3 separate regions of the Mus musculus genome follow, and all the other regions are linked to region 2. The links are chromatin loops, found by intact Hi-C in ENCODE. Cell type or tissue: heart. All regions are shown on one strand. Links, peaks and the distances in the headings refer to the core of each region. The heading gives the core; the rest is flanking DNA. Region 1 holds the start of 2200002D01Rik (RIKEN cDNA 2200002D01 gene). Region 2 overlaps Ppp1r14a (protein phosphatase 1, regulatory inhibitor subunit 14A). Region 3 holds the start of Ryr1 (ryanodine receptor 1, skeletal muscle).

Region 1 (6,511 bases), core at 1-5,000, 49 kb before region 2:
GTGGCTCAAAGGTCAAGCAGCTGACCCTGTGCCCCCAGCCCTGCTGCTGCCTCGGGGCCTTTGCACATCCAGTTAGTTCCCTGACACAGGAATGTGCTCTTTCCCTCTGTGTCCCGCACCTGCTCCTTCACTGTGGTCCTCATCCTGTGTCATTTCCTAACCCCTAGGCTGATCAGGCCCCATCTCTCCCTTACAGTCGCCTGTTTCTTCTTTTTTGTGGCATCGAAAACAAGTGTCATGGAACTAGTGGATTCCTTGCTAAGGCTCCAAGATGAAGCAAGGCCCCTTCCCCACCAGTTCTGACTTCAGGCTTCAGCTCAGCTGCCCTTTCTTTATCGGGAGGAACCTTCCTGGTACCCCTCACAGGGCTCTGAGGTCCCCCATCTAAGCCCTGACTTGAGTGTCACTGTCTAGGGACAGACCCAGATCCTTGGTGGTCTCTGTTCCATTGACACAGGGCTGCCCCGGGTGATGCTCAGGGGACATCTCTTCCGGCAGGTTCTCCCCAGACCTCCTGGGACTGCAGGCGAGCTCAGCTCTGGCCTGGCTGACTCTGGAAGTCGTAGCAATCCTGCTCAGTCTCTACCTGGTCACTGTCAACACCGACCTCACCACCATTGACCTGGTGGCCTTCTTGGGCTACAAATATGTGGGGTGAGTGCTCCTGCCCTGCCTGCCAGTCCCAGACCTTGGCCTCTTCACACTGATTCTCCCCTCCCCCCTTCCCCCTCAGGATGATTGGCGGCGTCCTCACGGGTCTGCTCTTTGGAAAGATCGGCTACTACCTGGTGCTTGCCTGGTGCTGTGTGTCCATCTTTGTATTCATGGTGAGTGGGGATCAGGGCGGGCAAGGCTGAGGCCCCAGGCTTCCCAGGCAGGCTTGGGGAGGTCTTTGGAGCATCCAAGTACCAAATCTGGGGGCTAGGAGAGCCTCCTGGAAGAGGCAGACTCTGTGCGCCCTTCTGAGAGCAAGAGCCAGCCTGGATGCTAGGCTAGGGCCAGGGTTGCCCAGTACACAGGCTCTGCTTGGGCTCTCACTCTTACTTCTGTCTCTGTATGCTGGGCTTTCTGCCAATATGCCCCTGAGTCCCTCCAGCTGTGGTAAAATACTGACTAGGGGCCATGTTTGGACTGCCGTGTACTCGGAGTGAATCACCTCCTCTACTTAAGCCTCAGTTTCTTTTGTAAAATGGGATGCCTGGTGACTGCACCGGAGTCTTGGGAGGATTTAGACCGAGCATGAGGGGGAAGCAGAGGGTAACACGGGCCCTGGTCCACAAGCATAAGCCTTGTCATCATGTTACTTTAAGGGAGCTGGGAGATGGCTCCATCAGTAAGGAAGACCTGACTTCAATCCTTGGACCCCACATTAAAAAAAAAAAGAGCCCAAAGTAGATCTATTCTTATAATCTCAGAGCTAGGAATGTGGGGCTCATTGGTACCAGCCTAGCCTACTTGGTAAAGGGTCCTCTAACTCCCACAAATATAGGTACACACACACACACACACCCCCAAAGAAACATCGGGAACAGTGAGGTGGCTAAGCAGGTGAAGGGCGCTCGCTACCAAGCTCCTGCAGGCTGCGCTGACGTGCATACCAGGGCTCAAGTAGATCCATCACCAGGAACTCGAGGCCACCTTGGTCTACATGTCAAGATCCTGCCTCCCAGAGAGAAAGAGCGCGGGAGGGGGAGAAGGAGGGGGAGGAAGGCATCTGAGCCAAACCAAAAAGGAAATAGCTCTTCTAGTTTGTCTTCTGGAGCTGGCGTGTTTTGGGAGTGTTACTCTGTGGTAGGGCACTGGGCTAGTGTCTGTGAGGATCTGCGTTGCGTGAAGGCAACTGTCTCCCAGTAGGTGGAAGCAGCTAGGCCATGCTCTTCAGGCCGGGATCTACAATTCTTAGCCTCTCTTCTGGCCTTTGCCTCTGCAAAGGTTTGCTCACAGGGCTTGGGGGAGGTAGCTATTCAAAAGACCCTTCTAGGAACACAAACTGGAGGCCACAGAGGGGCAGGGACTCATCCCGAGCTGCCTGGCACTTACGGGACCCCCACTTTACCCTTACCACCCAGATCCGGACACTGCGGCTCAAGATCCTGGCCCAGGCAGCGGCCGAAGGAGTGCCAGTGCGTGGGGCGCGGAACCAGCTGCGCATGTACCTGACTATGGCAGTGGCAGCTGCGCAGCCGGTACTCATGTACTGGCTCACCTTCCACCTTGTACGGTGAGCTGCGGCCTGGCCTCCAGCTCCCACACTCATCTCGCTTGACCAGGGCTCCCGCCCTCCAGGCCCGCGCCCTCCTTCCTAGCCAAGGTGCTCATGTCGCCTACTGCACACCCGCAACAATAAACCTGATGGGCTCGGCGCAGCCTCCACTTCTGACCGGCAGAGGGCGCTGGGGAGCGGAAAGGGCTGCAAGTTTAATAAGTCAATGGGGGGCCTTCTTCTCCTTCTTCTCCTTCTCCTTCTTCTCCTTCTTCTCCTTCTTCTCCATCTTCTCCTTCTTCACCTTGGGTTTCTTGGCCTTGTCTGAGGAGCGTTCATGCTTCTTGCAGCCAGCGGCATACTCCTGGAGAGCCAAGGACGGTGGGTAGGAGAGGAGGTGGCCCGGTTGAAAGCTGTACTGGACCCGCCCCACTCACCTCGGCAAGGAGCCTAACGTGACCCTGACCGCAGCGGGGCCTGGGTCTGAGGTGCGAGAGGACACACTGGGAGAGGGACCGTCTCTTACCTTCCCCTCTGCCTCTGAGTCGCTGGAGCTGCTACTGCTGCTGGAGTCGGAGGAGCTGCCAGAGACACGCTAGATGGGGGTTGGGGAGGGAGTGGTTACAGTGAGGACAGGGACCCACTCGAGCAGCTTCCAACCCAAACTGGAAGGCTGATGTGTGGCCGAGGACCAAGGACGGAAGCCAGTTCTCATCTCGGGCCCTCGGGACTCGGTGCCGGTGATGAAGTGACTTACCCTCGGCTTGTGAGCAGCGCCTGCCTCTGGCCCGCCCGGCGCTTTAAGAGGACAGTGTTTGGGGTCTCCCACATGGCCTGCCCCCTCTGGCTTCTTAGAACCAGGGCCCAGGGCTGCGGAGGAGAGGGGAGTTACATGGTTATGTAGGCGACGTAGCTTCCCTTCAGTATTCCCAGGCTCTGAGTCTGGCCCCTTACACAGCAAATCCACCACTCCCCGGGGAACTTACCTGCGGCCAAGTCAAACTCCATGGCGGTGACCAGTCTGGATGGCCGGAAACTTTAGGCAGAGCCTAGGGCAGGGGGTGGGACTGCACGACCTGCCCATCTCAGGAATTCCGCGAAGCCTCACCCTCCGGACCTTTGTCCCTCAGCTCCCTGGCCCTGACTCACTGCACTGGCGCTCCCGGCTCCACCCAGACTTTCCTAAGTGGGAAGTGGGGTTAGAAGTGGCTGTAGGTGTCTGGGAGAAAGGGGGTGAGACTAGTCATCAGTTGGTCCCTTTGCGGGGGTACTTGCTTCCGGAAAGCCGTTCCGTACACTGAACAAAGTTAAAGTGCATTCTGGGAGCAACGAGGTCTGGTTCTCAGCTCCTCCGAGCTGAGATAAGTAGTGTCTGAAGAATTTGGTGGCCAGACTAGTGCGCCCTGGCGGCAGCTGAAAAGCACCAGCAAAGTTGTACCCTGGGGTGGTGGGGTTGAATTCCTAGGCTGGTGCTTGGCAGAGTGCATGGTGGTGAAATGTGTTGCGTTGTTTGGGTAAAGGCAGGTGTCTTAATTTGGGCTGTTAAACATAACAGATTAGTGCTTAAGCAGCAGTTTACCTCATAGTCGGCAAGGCTCGGGGCTGGAAGCTAGGCATAGGCAGGGAGAGAGCCCCAGTACAGAGATGGTCTGCTTCCTGCTTCTAGTCTTGGCTCTCCATGTCTGAATATAAGACCTCCAATTTGGGATATGGCTTCACCATGTGACTTTCGGGAACATCAACATTAGTTCTAAGCTAGGTACTGTAAGCCCACTGCTCAGGAGACTGGGGCAGGGGGATTGAAGACTCTATCATAGCCTGGGCTACACAGCATAAGAGTGCTGGGCTTGGTGACACACACCTTTAATTCTAACACTCAGGAGGCAGAGGCAAGTTGAGTTCAAGGCCAGCCTGGCCTTACAGAGTGAGTTCTGTGCCACCCAGCAATATACCTGACTCAAGAAAATAAGGAGGCTGGTGAGGTGGCTCATTGTGTAGAATTGCCAGGTTAATGAGGTGAATCTAATCACCCGGAACCACCTAAGAGAACTCACGCCTGCACACCGTCTTTGGACTTCCACAGGTGCACATCCAGGCACGTGCACACAAAACAAAACACCCACCTGTATATTCCAAAAGTGAGCGCCCACCTCTCAGCAGGAACAGGTGGCTACTTCAAGGATCAAGGTGGCCATGTGCCACCTTGGATGCCTGCTTAATGTCCATTTGCAGAAATGCCTGCACTGGTCATGCAGGCTCCACGCGTGTCATTCCAGCACATACTTGGTGCTTCCCATTACCTGAAAAACTTTATTTTTAAATGTGTGTGTGTGTGTTTGTGGAGGCCTGCTGCTGTCTGTGGAAGCCATCCTTGGGTTTGAGCCACTAGAACAACAAATACCCCTAACCACCTTCTAGCACCTTACCTCTTTACAGTTTAAATTCTTCCCTATAATGATGTTTGCCTATGTATGCACACCTATTCATGCCTGCTGCCTGAAGCCAGAAGGCAGTACAGGGGTCCCTGGAGCTAGGGTTACCCTTGTGAGCCACCATGTAGGTCCTGGAAATCAAACCCAGGTCCTCTGAAAGAGCAGCCAGTGCTCTTCATCGCTGAGCCACCTCTCTAGTACCCACCCACCCTCTTTTTTTGAGACAGGGTCTCAGGTAGACCTATCTGGCCCATTAGTCAATATACAGCCAGAGCTTGTCTTAAATAGCAGTGGACTCTATCTAAAACTCAACACCCACTCCACCAACCAAAGTAGTAAAGGCAAGGAAAAAAAAAAAAACAAAACAGCAGGGCAGAGGAACCGCTAATGTGTTATGTTGGGGAGGGCTTGGATTTGTTGTTTGAGACAAGGTTTCTCTGTGTAGCCCTGCCTGTCCTAGAAGTATAAGACTAGGCTGGCCTCAAACTCAGAGAGCCAGGCGCTGGGATTGAAGGGGTGCACAAGCACTGCCTAATTTTTTTTTTTTTTTTTTTTTTTTGGATAGGGTTGGATTTTTTGGTTTTGCTTTCCTGAGACAGGGTTTCTCTGTGTAGCCCTGGCTGTCCTGAAACTCAGTCTGTAGACCAGGCTGGCCTTGAACTAAGAAATCTGCCTGTCTCTGCCTACCAAGTGCTGGGACTAAAGGTATGTGCCACCACTGGCCAGCAGGGTTGGATTTTTTAAAGTGAAAACCTCATTGGAGATGTTTGGTTGTGGTTTTGAGGCTGGGTCTCTGATAGTCCAGGCTGGCTTCAGGCTTGCTATGTAAGTGGAGACCACACAGGTATGCCACCATGCTGCACTGGTTTGCAATTTCAAGACTCTACAAACAAGGCTAGTCTGTAAACCTTAGCAAGACCCTGTCCCAAAGGAATAAAAATAAAAGGGGTGGTGGTGGTGGAGGTGTTTCTCAGTGACAGCACTTGCCTAACGTACATGTAGCCCTAGGTTAAATCTTCGGTAAAATGCAAATTTTAAAGTTAGTGGACTGGGCTGGGCAGTGGTGGCGCACGCCTTTAATCCCAGCATTTGGGAGGCAGAGGCAGGCAGATTTCTGAGTTCGAGCCAGCCTGGTCTACAGAGTGAGTTCCAGGACAGCCAGGGCTACACAGAGAAACCCTGTCTCAAAAAACAAACAAACAAACAAAAAAACCAAAAAGCCCCCTCCCCCCAAAAAAGAGAGAAAAGTTAGTGGGCTGGGCATGATGACATAGGCTCTGGAGGCAAATGCAGGAAGAGTTTAAGGCCAGTCTAGTGTATAGAGAGAGTTCTAGGACAGCCAGGGTTACCTAGAGAAACACACTATTAAAAAAAAAAAAGTAAATTAAGGTAGTGTGGTAGGTTCCAGGACTACACAGAGAAACCCTATCTCAAAAAACAAAACAAAAACAAACAAAAAAAGCTAGTGTGGTAGGTACAAGGGTTCACAGGTGCGGGCAGGGATGCCACCCAATGATCTTTGATCTTCAGGGAAGGGAAGTAGATAAGAGGGGTGAGGCAGAGGTAAGGAAGGAGTGGGGCACCTTTGGTCTACAGCATTGGGGTGAGGGTGGGGGCAGGGCGGTGTGAACAGTGCTGACTGTTGGGCCCACAGCTCCTTACAGAACAGGAGGAAAGCCTGTCCAGGCAGAATATAAATTCCGGGAGGGTGGGACAAGTGACTCAGAGTGGTGTGTCCTGTGAATTGGTTTACCTCTGTCCAGGGAGTGTTCTGCTAGCAGACCATAGGGATCAAGGACAGGTACACCTCAAATTACCCCTCACTAAGCAGTCAGGCCCTGTTTGTCTCTGTGTGAAGATTAACACTTGCCTGCCC
Region 2 (6,808 bases), core at 1,268-6,267:
ACTGCCTCTGGTGTCCGGATTTTCCTCTCCCCATTACCCTGGCCTTCTGCAGCCCCTTGTCCTTGGTCCCCCAAGCCACAGCTGGCCCTGACAGACGGAGAAACATTCCTCCTGGCCACAGAGCCTGAGAACATACCCTACTGACCCTGAGGCGTCCTGGAGACTCACATCCTGTCCCCACCTCCCCCATATGGACCCAGTCCCAGCTCCTAGGGAAGGCCAGGGCCAGATCCCCTGGCCTTCAGGGTCACGGGGGATGTGCACGGCCCACTGTGACCCTCTGTCATCTTCCCATAGGGCATCACACAGCGATGAGGCCATTAGTCCGCTCTATGGAGAGTGTGCTTGGTGTAACTGTATGAGCTGAGGCCACAGAACAGCGGAACATAGCATTAAAGTGGGAGAGAAGAGCCCAGAAGTGCACAATGGGTTTAGGTACCAGGGATGGGAGGAGCTATTGCCCCTTCTCCAGGGGAGGGGAGACAGAACAATAGGACAATAGAGCGCTTGCTAGAAACCTCCAGTGAGAGACTAGGGGTGTGGCTCAAGCAGTAGAGCACCTACTTAGCATAATCAAAACCCTGGTTCCATCCTCAGCAGGGAAAAATATCTGGGAGGGCTTCCTGGAAGCAGCAGCATCGAGGCCAGAACTTACACAGGTTGCTTCAACCATTCTGCAGTGTGAACTTGGAAGCAGAGAGCTTGATACCAGGGTTCTGTTGGGGATAATACAAACTATTGATCAGGATGAACAGTGTCCCCAGAGCCAGGCAGGGCAATCAACCGATCAAGGATTGCAGATGCCTTGCCTACCGTACCTCTCAGAAGTGGAGAGTGGCTACCTAACATCAGCCTCCCTGTGACTGACGCTCTGACCCCAAAGTTCCGGTGTCTAGGAAAACAACTCACCCATCTTAGTGAGACTGCCCACCCCACGTGCTGCCCACTGCCCTCTTGGACAAGGGCTCCATCCTGGGGATCCGAGCCACAGAGCAGTAAGGGAAGATGGCTAACGTCTGGCTCGTCCTGGGTAGCCAGCCCTGCTGGGGGCCTAGCTGTCTCCACACAGATGGGCTTCACAGCTGCCGCTGCCTCCCTCAGAGCAAAGGATTGAGTGGGGGATGGTGGGTGTCGAACGGTCCCCATTACCTGGCCTCTTGTCCCGGAACACTGTATGAGCCGCAGAACCCTCCACTTCCCTTTCACAGAACCTGTTTTTGGTTCCTCATGGTTGTGGAGGTGACAAACCCCAGTTCAAGCTTTGGATGTTCACTGTGTCAGATCTGCAGTTGTCTATAGAATACATCACAGATGAAGAATCAGAGGCCCAGATCACCAGTGCCATTTGCTAAAAAGCTGGGACATGGTGGCCCTGGGGCTTCACCACGGTACCCCGTCACTGGGTTGTTTTTAGTTTCAGGAGATTGGCTAAATCTTTTTTTTTTTAAGAGTTATTTTATGTATGTGAGTACACTGTAGCTGTCTTCAGACACCCCAGAAGAGGGCATCCCATTACAGATGGTTGTGAGCCACCATGTGGTTGCTGGGAATTGAACTCAGGTCCTCTGGACGAGCAGTCAGTGCTCTTAACCGCTGAGCCGTCTCTCCAGCCCCTGTCTAATTCTTACTAAGGTGTTGGTGACTGCTAACAGTTCTGGGAGATGATCCCATGAAAAGGCAGTGCAATTATGTACGTGTGAGGTCACAGCAAAAAGCACCAGGAAGCTGCGTGCCTCTGTGGTTAAAAGCCTAAACTGAGAGCCAGGCAGTGGTGGCACACCCCTTTGATCCCAGCACTCAAGAGGCAGAGGCAAGCAGATCTCTGAGTTCAAGACCAGCCTGGTCTACATAGCGAGCTCCAGAGCTACACAGAGAAACACTATGTACAAGAAGCTAAGCAGAGGGTAGTGTTCTGCAGCCCTGGCATTTGGGGCAGAGGCAGCAAGATTGAGTTCCAGGATGGGTGCCATAGCCTGGTCCTTTCTCAAGATAAAAACAAAAAAGAGAGACAGCTGCTGAAGGCACTGGCTGCTAATCCTGAGGACTTGAATTCAGTCTCTGGGACCCACATGATGGAAGACCAGAACAAGCCCCAAAGGCTGCTCCTCAGATCCTTCACATGTGCACTTCATGCAGGAATAAGAGACCAGCCTGGTCTACGCAGGGAGTCTGAGGCTAGCTATGGCTATGTAGTAAGGCAGTCTCTCAGAAAGGGCTGCACACCTTTTTTTTTTTTTTTTTTTTGGAGACAGGGTTTCTCTGTGTAGCCCTGGCTGTCCTGGAACTCACTCTGTAGACCAGGCTTGGGTTTGAACTCAGAAATCCGCCTGCCTCTGCCTCTGCCTCCCGAGTGCTGGGATTAAAGGCGTGCGCCACCAGGCCTGGCGGCTGTGCACCTTTAATATGAGTGAGCAGAGGCAGGCGGATCTCTGAGTTCGAGGCCAGCCTGGTCTACAGAGTGAGTTCCAGGACAGCTACACAAAGAAACCCCGTCTTAAAAATGCCCCACGCCCCCGACCCAAGGAGGAGTGGCATTGGAAAGATGGCTCAGAAGCTAAGAGCAGAGGGCCCAGGTTCAATTCCCAGCACCCGCATGGCAGCCCACAACTCCACCGTTCTCGCCTCTGTGAGTACCCGTGTGTCTGCCACACACGCAGGCAACCCCCCGCCCCCTGCACGGTGTCTTGAGAAGCCCCGTAGCCTCACTGAGCTTACATGCCTGAAGATGGATAGCACTGCCTGCTTCCGAGGGCGAGGAGGTTTCTGGAAGGGACAAGGTGTGGACACAGGATGAACGCTGTCACAGTGGGAAGGGGCCGAGCGCCCCACCCATGAGAAGCTCTGCATCTCATGCCGGTGGTGTGCTGACCCTGAGGGTCGTCACCCTCTCTCACTGTGGCACATGCCTTCCTGGGGACTCTCCGTGTCCCCCCACCCCACCCCCGTTTGCTTCCCACAGGGCAGACAAATGATGAGATTTCTCAGAGTCCTCTTCCAGTCTCCGCCCACCCTGTTCCCTGTTCCCCTTTCCTCCAAAATCGTCTCACCCCCACTTTGATAAAAATCCATTTCCCCAGCTGTTGAGTTGGCCCAGTGGCACCTGCCATTGAGTGTGACAAACAGTTCCATCCTGAGGCTGCACACGGTGGGAGGAGAAAGCTCCTCTTCAGGTCACCCTCTGATCTCCACGTGTGTCCTCTCCCAAATAGGGTTGTTTTTTTTTTTTTTTTGTTTTTTTTTTTTTTCCAAAAAGTCAAGTTTTGGTAATTTTCCCATTAATAAGTCTTTCATTCTTTCTTTGTTTTGTTCTCAGTCAGGAGATCTGTCTTTTGTTGTTGTTGTTGTTGTTGTTGTTGTTGTTGTTTTCAAGACAGGGTTTCTCTGTGTAGCCCTGGCTGTCCTGGAACTCACTCTGTAGACCAGGCTGGCCTCAAACTCAGAAATCCGCCTGCCTCTGCCTCCTGAGTGCTGGGATTAAAGGCGTGCGCCACCACGCCCGGCTCTAGAAGCCAGGATTCTTAATGTCTGAACCATCTCTCTAGCCCCCAAATAAATATTTTAAAAATATTTTGAAAGTAATTTATTTTCTCTCTCACTCTGCTCTGGTCACATTTCTCTCTACTGGTGGCATCCACGCCTCCTGGCTTCTTTCTCACAGGCCCCGCCTCCGCGCTTTTCTGAGTCCCAAATCCTCCTGTCGGCACTGCCATGGAACACCTGTCGTTAAAGTTAACCTGATTAATTTCTTCCACAGAATTTAGGGGAGCTCCAAAGGACGTGTGAGTTTAATTGAGGTTCATTGTGTCCCTGGCTCCAACAGCGCCCGTCCCTTAGAAGTTGCTTGCTACCAGTGCCTCCTAGTGGTCATATTTACTAACTGCAGCCTATGCACGTGAGGTCTCCCTGTGCCTCCTGGCTATTTGAGCTTTTCCCTCCCACTATCCCTCCTACTCACCCACCCTCCCTCCCTCCCTCCCTCCCTCCCTCCCTCCCTCCCTCCCTCCCTCCCTCCCTCCCTCCCTCCCCATCCATCAGGCCATCTTTTTTCTTGTCTCGGTGCCATGTTGCCCAGGCTTACTTAAAATTTCCTATTTTGCAGAGGATGGCCCTGAACTTCTGATGCTCCTGCATCCACCTCCCGAGATGCCGAGTGCTGACGTGCAGCACCCTGCCTATCTGCATGAGTTAGTTTTAAAGCTAAATTCCAAAGCAGAAGTGGGCCAATCCCAGAACTCTGGAAGCTGAGACAGGAACTCAAGTTCAAAGCCTCAAAGCCGGCTTGAGATATATAGCAAGAGACAGAAAAACAAATTCTAGAGATGTCCCAGTCCTGAGCTTGGCCTTTGTTTTCACTCTGTTTCCTGGTTCTGCTTTCTATTGCTTTGGGTCTGAGGTGAGACAGGGCATCTTGCAGGAGTACATGACCCAGACAAGGCTACTCTCTTCCCCTCCTCGGTGTCCCTGAAGCAATGCAAGATGGGAAGAGACCAAGGCTAAGATGTCCTTTGAAGGCCTGTCTTCAGTGACCTAGTAACCTGCTTCCTCTGTCCAGGCTGTCCCGATAGCCCACCCCGCTATTAAGTTCCCAGTGGATTAATCCGCTGAAGAATTTCATATCCATGCTGAAACTGCAGACTGTGTTAGAACTCGCTGTGCAGTCTAGGCTGTTTGAAACTTGCTGAGTAGACCAGGTTGGCTCTGAACTTGAAGTGGTCCTCCTGCCTTAACCTATTTTTGTTTGTTTGTTTGTTTTTTCGGGCCAGGTTTCTCTGTGTAGCCCTGGCTGTCCTGGAACTCACTCCGTAGACCAGGCTGGCCTCAAACTCAGAAATCCGCTTGCCTCTGCCTCCCAAGTGCTGGGATTAAAGGCGTGCGCCACTACTGCCCGGCTTTTTTTTTTTTCCCTTAACCTATTTTTATAAACATAATATTTGTATTGATTATTTGGAAATTTCCTATATGGACCCCACCAAACTCACTTATTTCCAGTCTGCCCAGGTTCACCCCCCACCCTGGTGACCTCCCCTCTAACAGAAGATGAGGAGGAGGAGCAGGAAGATGAGGAAGAAGAAGAGGAGGAAGAAGAGAAGCAGGAGGAAGAGGAGGAAGAAGAAAAGGAGGAAGAAGAGGAGGAAGATGAAGAAGAGAAGGAAGAGGAAGAAGATGAGGAAGAGGAAGAAGAAAAGGAAGAGGAAGAAGAGGAGGAGGAGAAGGAGGAGGAGGAGGAAGAAGAAGAAGATGAAGAAGAAGAAGAAGAAGAAGAAGAAGAAGAAGAAGAAGAAGAAGAAGAAGAAGAAACATGAAGTCCACTTTCTGCTGCCCATATGCTCCCTGGAGCATGTTTAAACTCAGTGGCCAGCCAGACCTTTAAAGATAACTGAGTCCTTCCCCATGCTCACCCCCACCAGAAGCCATCAATGGTGAAGAGATACACTTAGGCACCCTTAACACAGGTTTGGTTTGGATTGTTTTTCAGAACAGGGTTTCTCTGTGTAGTCTTGGCTGTCCTGCAACTCACTCTGTAGACCAGGATGACCTGGAACTCAGAAATCTGCCTGCCTCTGCCTCCCAAGTGCTGGAACTAAAGGCATGAACCATCCCTACCCAGACCCTATCACAGTTTTTAAGCATTCCCTTCAAGGGCTTCCTAGACTGTTCTAGACTGTTTCTTTTTTGGAGGTTGTCACAGAGGCCTTCCATGTCTCTCAGTCTCGACGTGGTCTGCTGCAGCAACATGATTCATAGACAGCAACATGATTTCAGGTAGCAGTATATGGCTGAGCAGTGCATTCGTGGGCAGAGCCTGTGCTAGCTCTGGGCTAGCACACCACCCTGCTGGCTCTGCTCGGCATCCATATGTCCCCCCCATTCACTGTAACCTTCCAGCCCTATACCACAGTGGCTTCTCTAGTTCACCTCTCTCCACCACTCACCGAAGTTTCTCCATCTTTCCCACTTCTCCTTCAGATACTTGCTTGTTAAAGTGACATTGCAAACCGCAGTGGTCTCTCTCTCTCTCTCTCTCTCTCTCTCTCTCTCACACACACACACACACACACACACACACACACACACACACACACACACACACTTGTTTGTCCTCCTCAGACAGCCTAAATTCAAATATTCATTGGAATAAGCCATTGGTCTGGTTCAAGGTTCCTGGGTTCTGAAGCACCATGAACACTGGACCATCCCCGAGACTCTTATTGGATATCCTGCTGTTGCCTAGACTCGGAGTGGTAGTGCGGTTAGTCAGGGCTTCCTGGCATGGGATTGGAACCACACCTTCCTGCTTTGGATGCTGACAGGCTCCTCCACTGTCTCCCTTCAGGGGCTCCATGCCGCAGGTGGTCTCAGGCTCCTTGGAGCTGCTCTGAAGCAGGTACTGGGCACCACAGCCATCTTCAATCACAACCATGCTTCAGGTTTTCATCTTTGATGGCAATCTGGTTCTGCAGGACCAGCTCCTCCATGTGCTCCATCAGCTCATAGATGGAGCAGACATTGGGATGGACCAACTTGAAGTGCTGACTTGGGCTGGGCTGGTGCCAAGATGGTCAGCTTGCCAAAGCCAGAGCAGGCCTGGTTTTTGTTGGTTTGTTTCTTTGGTTTTTTGTTTGTTTGTTTGTTTTTGAAACAGGGTTTCTCTGTGTAGCCCTGGCTGTCCTGGAACTCACTCTGTAGACCAGGCTGGCCTCGAACTCATAGTGATCCACCTGCCTCTGCCTCCTGAGTGCTGGGATTAAAGCTTGCTCCACCACTGCCCCGTGGTCTTAGTGCTAGGGTTGCAGGTGTGCGCCATCAG
Region 3 (6,808 bases), core at 766-5,765, 170 kb before region 2:
ACCTGCTTTAAAGTTGGAATTTTTGTTTGTTTGTTTGTTTGTTTGTTTAATAATACCAATAAATACATAAGCCACGCCCTGGGTTGCTATACAGATTCTTTCTTATAGGGGGGGGATATGATGTAAACGAGGGGTTTTTTTGGTTGTTTGGTTGTTTGGTTGGTTGGTTTTTGGAAGAAAGTACCACACAACCCCAGTAACATTGAGGCAAGCAGACCCATCCTGGGGCCTTTGACCCCCTGACACTGGCTACCCTAGCAAGCCTGGTCCAGATTTCCTCTTTTGAAAGCAAACCTTGGCCTCCCAGGGCACTCAGGGAGGCCACTTCCTGGCCTTGACCTTGGGCAAGTCTACCACATGGGGCTTGGTTTCCCTCAAATCTCCCTGGGAGATAAAGATAGGGCCCTACCTCAGAAGATAGGGCAATGAGAATATAATTAGACACCTCAGGAGGCTGAGGCCCTGGGCACGGGGCCTGGTGCAGTGACTGCTCAGCAGCTGGGAGCCACAGCCATTGGCTTACTAGGGCAATGGAAAGCCATGGTGTAGGCTAAGGGGCTGGGGCTGGGGAGAGGCCCTCCTCCAGTGGCTTCACAGTCCAGCTGTCCCCATCCTTCATTACCAGCCCCAGCTGTTTGTTCCTCCCTCCCAAGAAACCGGACCCAGCCTACCAGGGTCCTATTCTGGGTCAGGAATGCTGCGTCAGCATTTCTGTGTGGACCCAGGACCTCGGGGGTGGGGGGTTGGGGGGGAGAGAGTGCAGGGTCAGCAGACCTGGCCCCAACAGAGACCATCTCCCATATCCAACCCCCATCTCAGCCCATGGGAGGATATGGTGGGAAGGACTAAGAAAAAGGCAGCCCCTCCCCCTCTTGTCCCCTCCCTGTCCCCTACCCAGAGCCCAGAAAAGAGGGCTATTCTGGGAGAGACACCTGTTGTCCCAAGTCCCATCCCTGCCCCCAGCTGGAGATCTGAGATTCAGAGAGACAGGATCAGAGGGACAGCCACACGCAGAAGGCTGAAGCCAAGGGCCAAGAGACAGAGACTCAGACATAAGATATACCAAGGAGCTGAGAAAGACTTCATCACCCAGGTACCCTCAGAGGCCATTAGCTGACATAGTTAAATCCTCCTCGCCAAAACCGAGGGGAAAAGTACATTGAAGCTCCAAGAGACCCCCAAGGAGACGGCCAAAGACTAGGAGTTGAAAAGAAAGGTGTTGTCCAGCCCACCCCAGCCCCCTTCCCAAGAATTTAAATAGGTCAGAGCCTGGAGCAAGAAGGGAATGAGGGCTGGGGTGGCGGTGGAGGACAGCTAAATTAAGCCCAAGAATTAGAACCACCTTCCTCAAGTGCCTGCTTCCAGAACGGCAGGAGGCGGGGTGCTTCCTCAATGACCCCAAATCTCTTATGTCAGGAGAGGGCGTCTGAGGATCCCACCCTCTCCTGCCCACTCGGTCCTCCTAAATCCTGCTAATTCTCCGTGGTCGAAAAGGTGATGAGAAAAAACGGAAAGACAAAGTGACCTCGGATTTCAGAGACCACCAGCAAGCAGGGAAGAGACAGAGAGACTCTCAGAAAAGTAAGCAAGAAATCACCCAAGACCTCCGGACCCAGACAAAAACGTACCGTCCGCAAAAACTGGACCTCGTCCTCGCCTTCACCTCCTCCATCACCCATGATGGCAATCCCCGGGTGTCCCGGGCTAGGGTCTGAGGATGGCGAGAGGGGGCTGCAGGCTTGGCGGGGAACCTGAGGGCGGGCTGGGGTCGGAGACCTCTAGGGAAGCCAGAGGCACCCGCGAGGGAGATGGAACTGCAGGAAGCATGCCCTGTGCGGGACACAATGAGAGAAGGTCCCCGCCCCACCGCACACCCATTGGGCAAGCATGGGACAAGCTACGCCCCTGTTCAGAACCCCGCCCACAGCACAAACTCTTGGTGGAAGGTGTTCGTTCTCTCCAGTGAACTGGGTGTCTAGAAAGTAGCTGAGTGGCCATGGTCACAGTGAGATATCATGTATATATTTGTTTGGCTGGCTCTCCCTTTACCCCTTCCTCTCTCCCTCCCCTTCCCCTCCCCCTCCGAGTGTCATGTACTTCAGAATGGCCTTAAACTCCACATGTAGTCAAGAGTGATCTTGAACCTCTGGCCCCATCTGATTTATGTAATGCCGTGGTTCAAACCCTAGATCACTTGCATGCCAGGCAAGCATTCTACCATTGGGCTACACCCTCAGCCTAGTTCCATCCCTTTCTTAATGGCTAAACTGAGCTTCACCCTTGCTGCAGAATCACACAGTTGTAGCTTGGATGCACACCACATCCCCTAACATTAAAAAAAAAATCACTTAGTACCAGACAGAGTGGTATGGCTTATCATCCAAGCTCTGAAGAGATTGAGGCAAGAGGATTGTAAATCTGGAGTTGGGACCGCATAATAAGAGCCTATCTCAGTGTCAACCAGCCAGACCCCCTGGAACTCCGGGGGACTGGACCACCAACAAAAGAATACACATGGAGGGACCCATGGCTCCGGCCGCATATGTGGCAGAGGATGGCCTTGTTGCACATCAGTGGGAGGAGTGGCACTTGGGCCTAAGGGTGTTCAATGGATGCCCCAGTATAGGAGAATGCTATGGTGGGAAGACAGGAGTGGGAGGGTGGATGGGGGAGCACCCCCATAGAAGCAAGAGGAGGGGGGATGGGATAGAGGGTTTCCGAAGGGGAGATCTGGAACAGGGAAAATTTTTGAAATGTAAATAAAGAAAAGGAAGAAAAAAAAAAAAAAGACCCTGTATCAAAACAGAGACAAAAACAGGGCTGCAGGCATGCCCTAGTCGATATAATGTTTATCTAGCTGTCACAAAGCCCCGGGTTCCATCCATAAACTGGGAGTGGCCATGTGAGTCTGTAATTCCAGCAAGCAGAAAGGATCAGAAACTCAAAGTCAACCTCAGCTCCCTAGCTGGAGGCCAGCCTGTGCTACCTGATACCCTGTCTCAAAACTGGGGGGCAGGGGCATGGGTGTGGGAGGGGGGAGAGAAAACACCAGCCTGACCTTGAACTCGCAAACATCCCAGGCCTCTGCCTCCCAGCACTGAGGTTAAACAAATGCGTCACCCCACCCCACCCTACCCCACCCCACCCCACCCCACCCCACCCCACCCCACCCCCGAGCCCCCAGCTAAAACCTGCCTTTTGAAGTAGTCCTGACTGATGTCTCTTACCCACCTGTTGCAGTTCAGGTGTGAGCTAAGATCTTTTTATTACCACTAGTTTCTCACAACCATGCTATTATTGGCATGCTTAACAGCCAGCAGAAAATAAAAGCACGTGGCCCCTGCGGAGATCTCCTAAATGCCCTGTAGTCCCCAGGGTAACCTTTAGGGGGCACAATTTCCCCACTCTCACAGTGCCAAGTCTGCAGATGTGAAGAGCTGCCTTTGGGAGATGGAGTCAGGCACCTTACACAATGTCACAGAGGCTGAGCTGGGGATCTAGACCTAAAGATAGGGTTCCACACCTCCATATCTGCATATGATTTTCTAATTTAGCCATGTGGAGGCACACTTTAGGAGGTAAAGGTAGAAGGAACAGAAATTGAAGGCCAGCCTTGGCTACATAGTACATTCCAGGCCAACCACCTGCATTACATGAATTTCTGTCTCAAAAAACAAACAAACAAACAAACAAACAAATAAAGAGCCAGGAGGTGCATGCGGATAGTGGGAGGCAGAAGCAGACAGAGTTTGGTGAGTTTGAGGCCAGTTTGGTCTACAGAGTGAGTTCCAGGCTAGACAGAGCTATGTATCATCAACTGTCTGAAAAAATAAAGTAAAATAAATAAAGGACAATATGATGACTCAGCTGGCAGGCTGCTTGCCCCCAAGCCTGATGAAGATCTGAACTTGATCCCAGCGACCCAAATAATGCAATGGAAAAAGTTCTGTATGATGACCCCTTACTTCACATGCCAGCCATGGTGGTGTGGGCAACCTACACACACATGCATGCACACACACACACATACACGTATACACACATACATACACACATGCACGTATGCACACACACATACACACATACATATACATATGCACACATGCACACACATACACATATACACACATACATATACACATTCACACACACATACACATATACACACATACATATACACACACACACATACACACATACATACACACATGCATACACATACACATGCATGCATACACACACAAGAACACACATGCACACACATGCATACACATATACACATACATACATACACACATGCACACACACATACACATGCAGACATACACACAGGCATACATACATACACACATGAACAAATGCACACACACAGACACATGCATGCACACACACATGCACATACACTTATACACACACATACACAGAGACATACACACATACACACACACACACATATATGTATGTGTGTGTGTGTGTGTATATATATATACACACACACATACATACACATACACACATACATACACACACAAAATAAATGTTGTAATCCAGGCATGGTGGCACACGCCTTTAATCTCAGCACTCAGGAGGCAGAGGCAGGCAGATTTCTGAGTTTGAGGCCAGCCTGGTCTACAGAGGAGTTCCAGGACAGCCAGGGCTACACAAAGAAACCCTGTCTCAAAAAAAACAAAAACAAAAACAAAAACAAAAACAAAGAAGAAGAAGAAGAAGAAGAAGAAGAAGAAGAAGAAGAAGAAGAAGAAGAAGAAGAAGAAGAAGAAGAAGTTGTAATGTAATAAATGTTTGTAATGGAGAGATGGCTCAGGGGTTAAGAACACCTGCTGCTCTTGCAGAGGACATGAGTTTGATTCCCAGCATCCATATGGTGGCTCACAACCATTTATAACTCCAGTACCAAGGAACCTGATGCCCTCTTCTGACCTTCTCAAACACCAGGCAATAATTCCTATAAGCATAACATTAGATAAATCTTAAAGATAAACTAAGGCAGGGATGGGAATAGACAGAGCTAGTTAGTAGACTGCTTGCCCAGTATGCAAAATGCCTTGTGCTTGGTCCCCAGCACTATATAAACAGACCTGGCTATGCACATATATCCTAGCACTTGGCCGGTAGGCAGGAGAATCAAGACTTCAAGCTCACCCCATCTACATAGCAAGATAGCCTGGGCTACATGAATCCCTGTTTCAAACAAACAAAAGGTGTGTTTTTCAAAATGGCTTAAGCCATTTCAAAATGGCTTAAGCCCCAGCACTCGGGAGGCAGGTGGATCTCTATGAGTTCAAGGCCAACCTGGTCTACATAGTGAGTTCTTGTCCAGCCAGATCATGTCTCTAAACAAACAAACAAATGATGAGGATGTATAATTTAATAAAAGAACACTCAATTAGCATATTTAAATAAAACAGTATCTTGGAGATGGCATAATTACTGAGCAAGCAAGGGAAGCTGACTCCTTTGTTTGCTTGCTTGTTTATATGTGGCCAGAAGAGGGCACTGGGCTGCTGGGCCTGCAGCCACCCTATATGTTCTAGTACTTGAGCCCAAGTTCTCTGGAAGAGTAGTCAGTGCTCTTAACCACTGAGCCATTTCCAGCTCCTAAGGGCCTGCTTTCAAATCCCCAGAACTCACAGCAAGCAGCTGTAATCCCATTGCTTAGACCATGAGAGGGAAGTGGAAACTGAGAATCCCCAGCGCTTGCTGGCTTGCTATCCTGCTGTGTGCAGAGGCGAAGAGGAACCAAGGCAGAAAGTGAGAGTAAATGCCCAGGCTCTCCTCTGACCTCCATAAAATGCTTCTGGACCACCTACAATAACATACACGAACACACACACACACACACACACACACACACACACACACACACACTAACACTGAAACCAGTATTCTACTGTTCAACAAAACTATAGTAAAGTACTTTTCAATGTAGATATTGCTTATTAAACACTGGCAATAGCACACTTGCATTAAACTGAAACTAAATTTGTATTATTATTATTATTATTATTATTATTATTATTATTGTTATTATCTTGAGACATGGCCTAATTATGTAGCCCTAGCTGGTCTCAAGCATGCTATATAGACCAAGCTGGCCCTGAACTCCTATAGATCCACCTGCCTCCGCCTCCTGAGTGCTGGGATTAGTCAATTGTATTGTATTATTGAATTATAAAACTCAGCGATACATTATATAATATGTGGTTATATATATATTTTTTAACTTATTTCCTATTTATTTTTATATGTAAGTACACTATAGCTGTCTTCAAACACACCAGGAGAGGCCATCAGATGTCATTAAGGATGGTTGTAAGCCACCATGGGGTTGTTGGGATTTGAACTCAGGATCTTCGGAAGAGCAGTTAGTGCTCTTAACCACTGAGTCATCTCTCCAGCCTGTGGTTATATATATTGTTTATTATATGGCACAATATAATTTTGTGTTGTATTTCATACAGTAATATAGTTGCATGGTAAATATGTTTCCTTAAATGTTCTAAACAAAATGTGGAATTATTCTGTGTCATAATGAATCATATCATAAGATACCGACAGTGTCTTTTAGGCCTTAGTCATGACTGCATGTTTTAAGACTTTTATGTGTTGCTTCCTGGACAACTGGTGGATGACCATGGCTGCTTTGAGGGACTTTCTGGTGACCGGCCCCTTTCTGCTTATCCACCCTTCCTTGCTTATTGGTGTCCTGGGGGAGATTCTTATCCTGGCCCGTATCACCTGGGGTGATAAATCCAGCTTGCCGATTTGGCTGGATTTGGGAACACTT

Evidence for each region. Peaks named below come from ENCODE experiments on the same cell type or tissue, not always from the same donor. Only the 100,000 strongest peaks of a DNase experiment are listed, where the experiment ranks them.
Region 1: a loop joins it to region 2, with 6 times the contacts of the local background. A loop is called at or near these places in 19 of 42 quality-filtered maps.
Region 3: a loop joins it to region 2, with 9 times the contacts of the local background. A loop is called at or near these places in 17 of 42 quality-filtered maps.

Annotation. Positions count from the first base shown.
Region 1 is chr7:29,245,168-29,251,678 of GRCm38, forward strand. Yif1b (Yip1 interacting factor homolog B (S. cerevisiae)) reads left to right here. Exons shown (of 8, transcript NM_001110201.1): 6 at 499-654; 7 at 734-827; 8 at 2,070-2,365. The coding sequence ends at 2,225. It overlaps 2200002D01Rik (RIKEN cDNA 2200002D01 gene), which reads right to left and starts at 3,300. Exons shown (of 4, transcript NM_028179.1): 1 at 3,190-3,300; 2 at 2,961-3,073; 3 at 2,730-2,798; 4 at 2,354-2,567. The coding sequence starts at 3,211. The coding sequence ends at 2,427. In heart, for the core only: CTCF peaks have their summits at 2,377 (motif pointing right) and 3,604; DNase peaks (open chromatin) are centred at 2,314, 2,854 and 3,284; H3K4me3 peaks cover 1,584 bases; H3K27ac peaks cover 1,380 bases; H3K27me3 peaks cover 513 bases.
Region 2 is chr7:29,293,387-29,300,194 of GRCm38, forward strand. Ppp1r14a (protein phosphatase 1, regulatory inhibitor subunit 14A) reads left to right here. Exons shown (of 4, transcript NM_026731.3): 4 at 1-4. Among named protein-coding and RNA genes, the nearest start is that of Ppp1r14a, 7.5 kb to the left of the region's middle. In heart, for the core only: a CTCF peak has its summit at 3,840 (motif pointing left); a DNase peak (open chromatin) is centred at 3,845; H3K27me3 peaks cover 1,743 bases.
Region 3 is chr7:29,123,337-29,130,144 of GRCm38, forward strand. It overlaps Ryr1 (ryanodine receptor 1, skeletal muscle), which reads right to left and starts at 1,815. Exons shown (of 106, transcript NM_009109.2): 1 at 1,629-1,815. The coding sequence starts at 1,679. In heart, for the core only: CTCF peaks have their summits at 3,391 and 5,503 (motif pointing right); DNase peaks (open chromatin) are centred at 1,850 and 3,385; H3K4me3 peaks cover 1,215 bases; H3K27ac peaks cover 334 bases; H3K27me3 peaks cover 1,402 bases.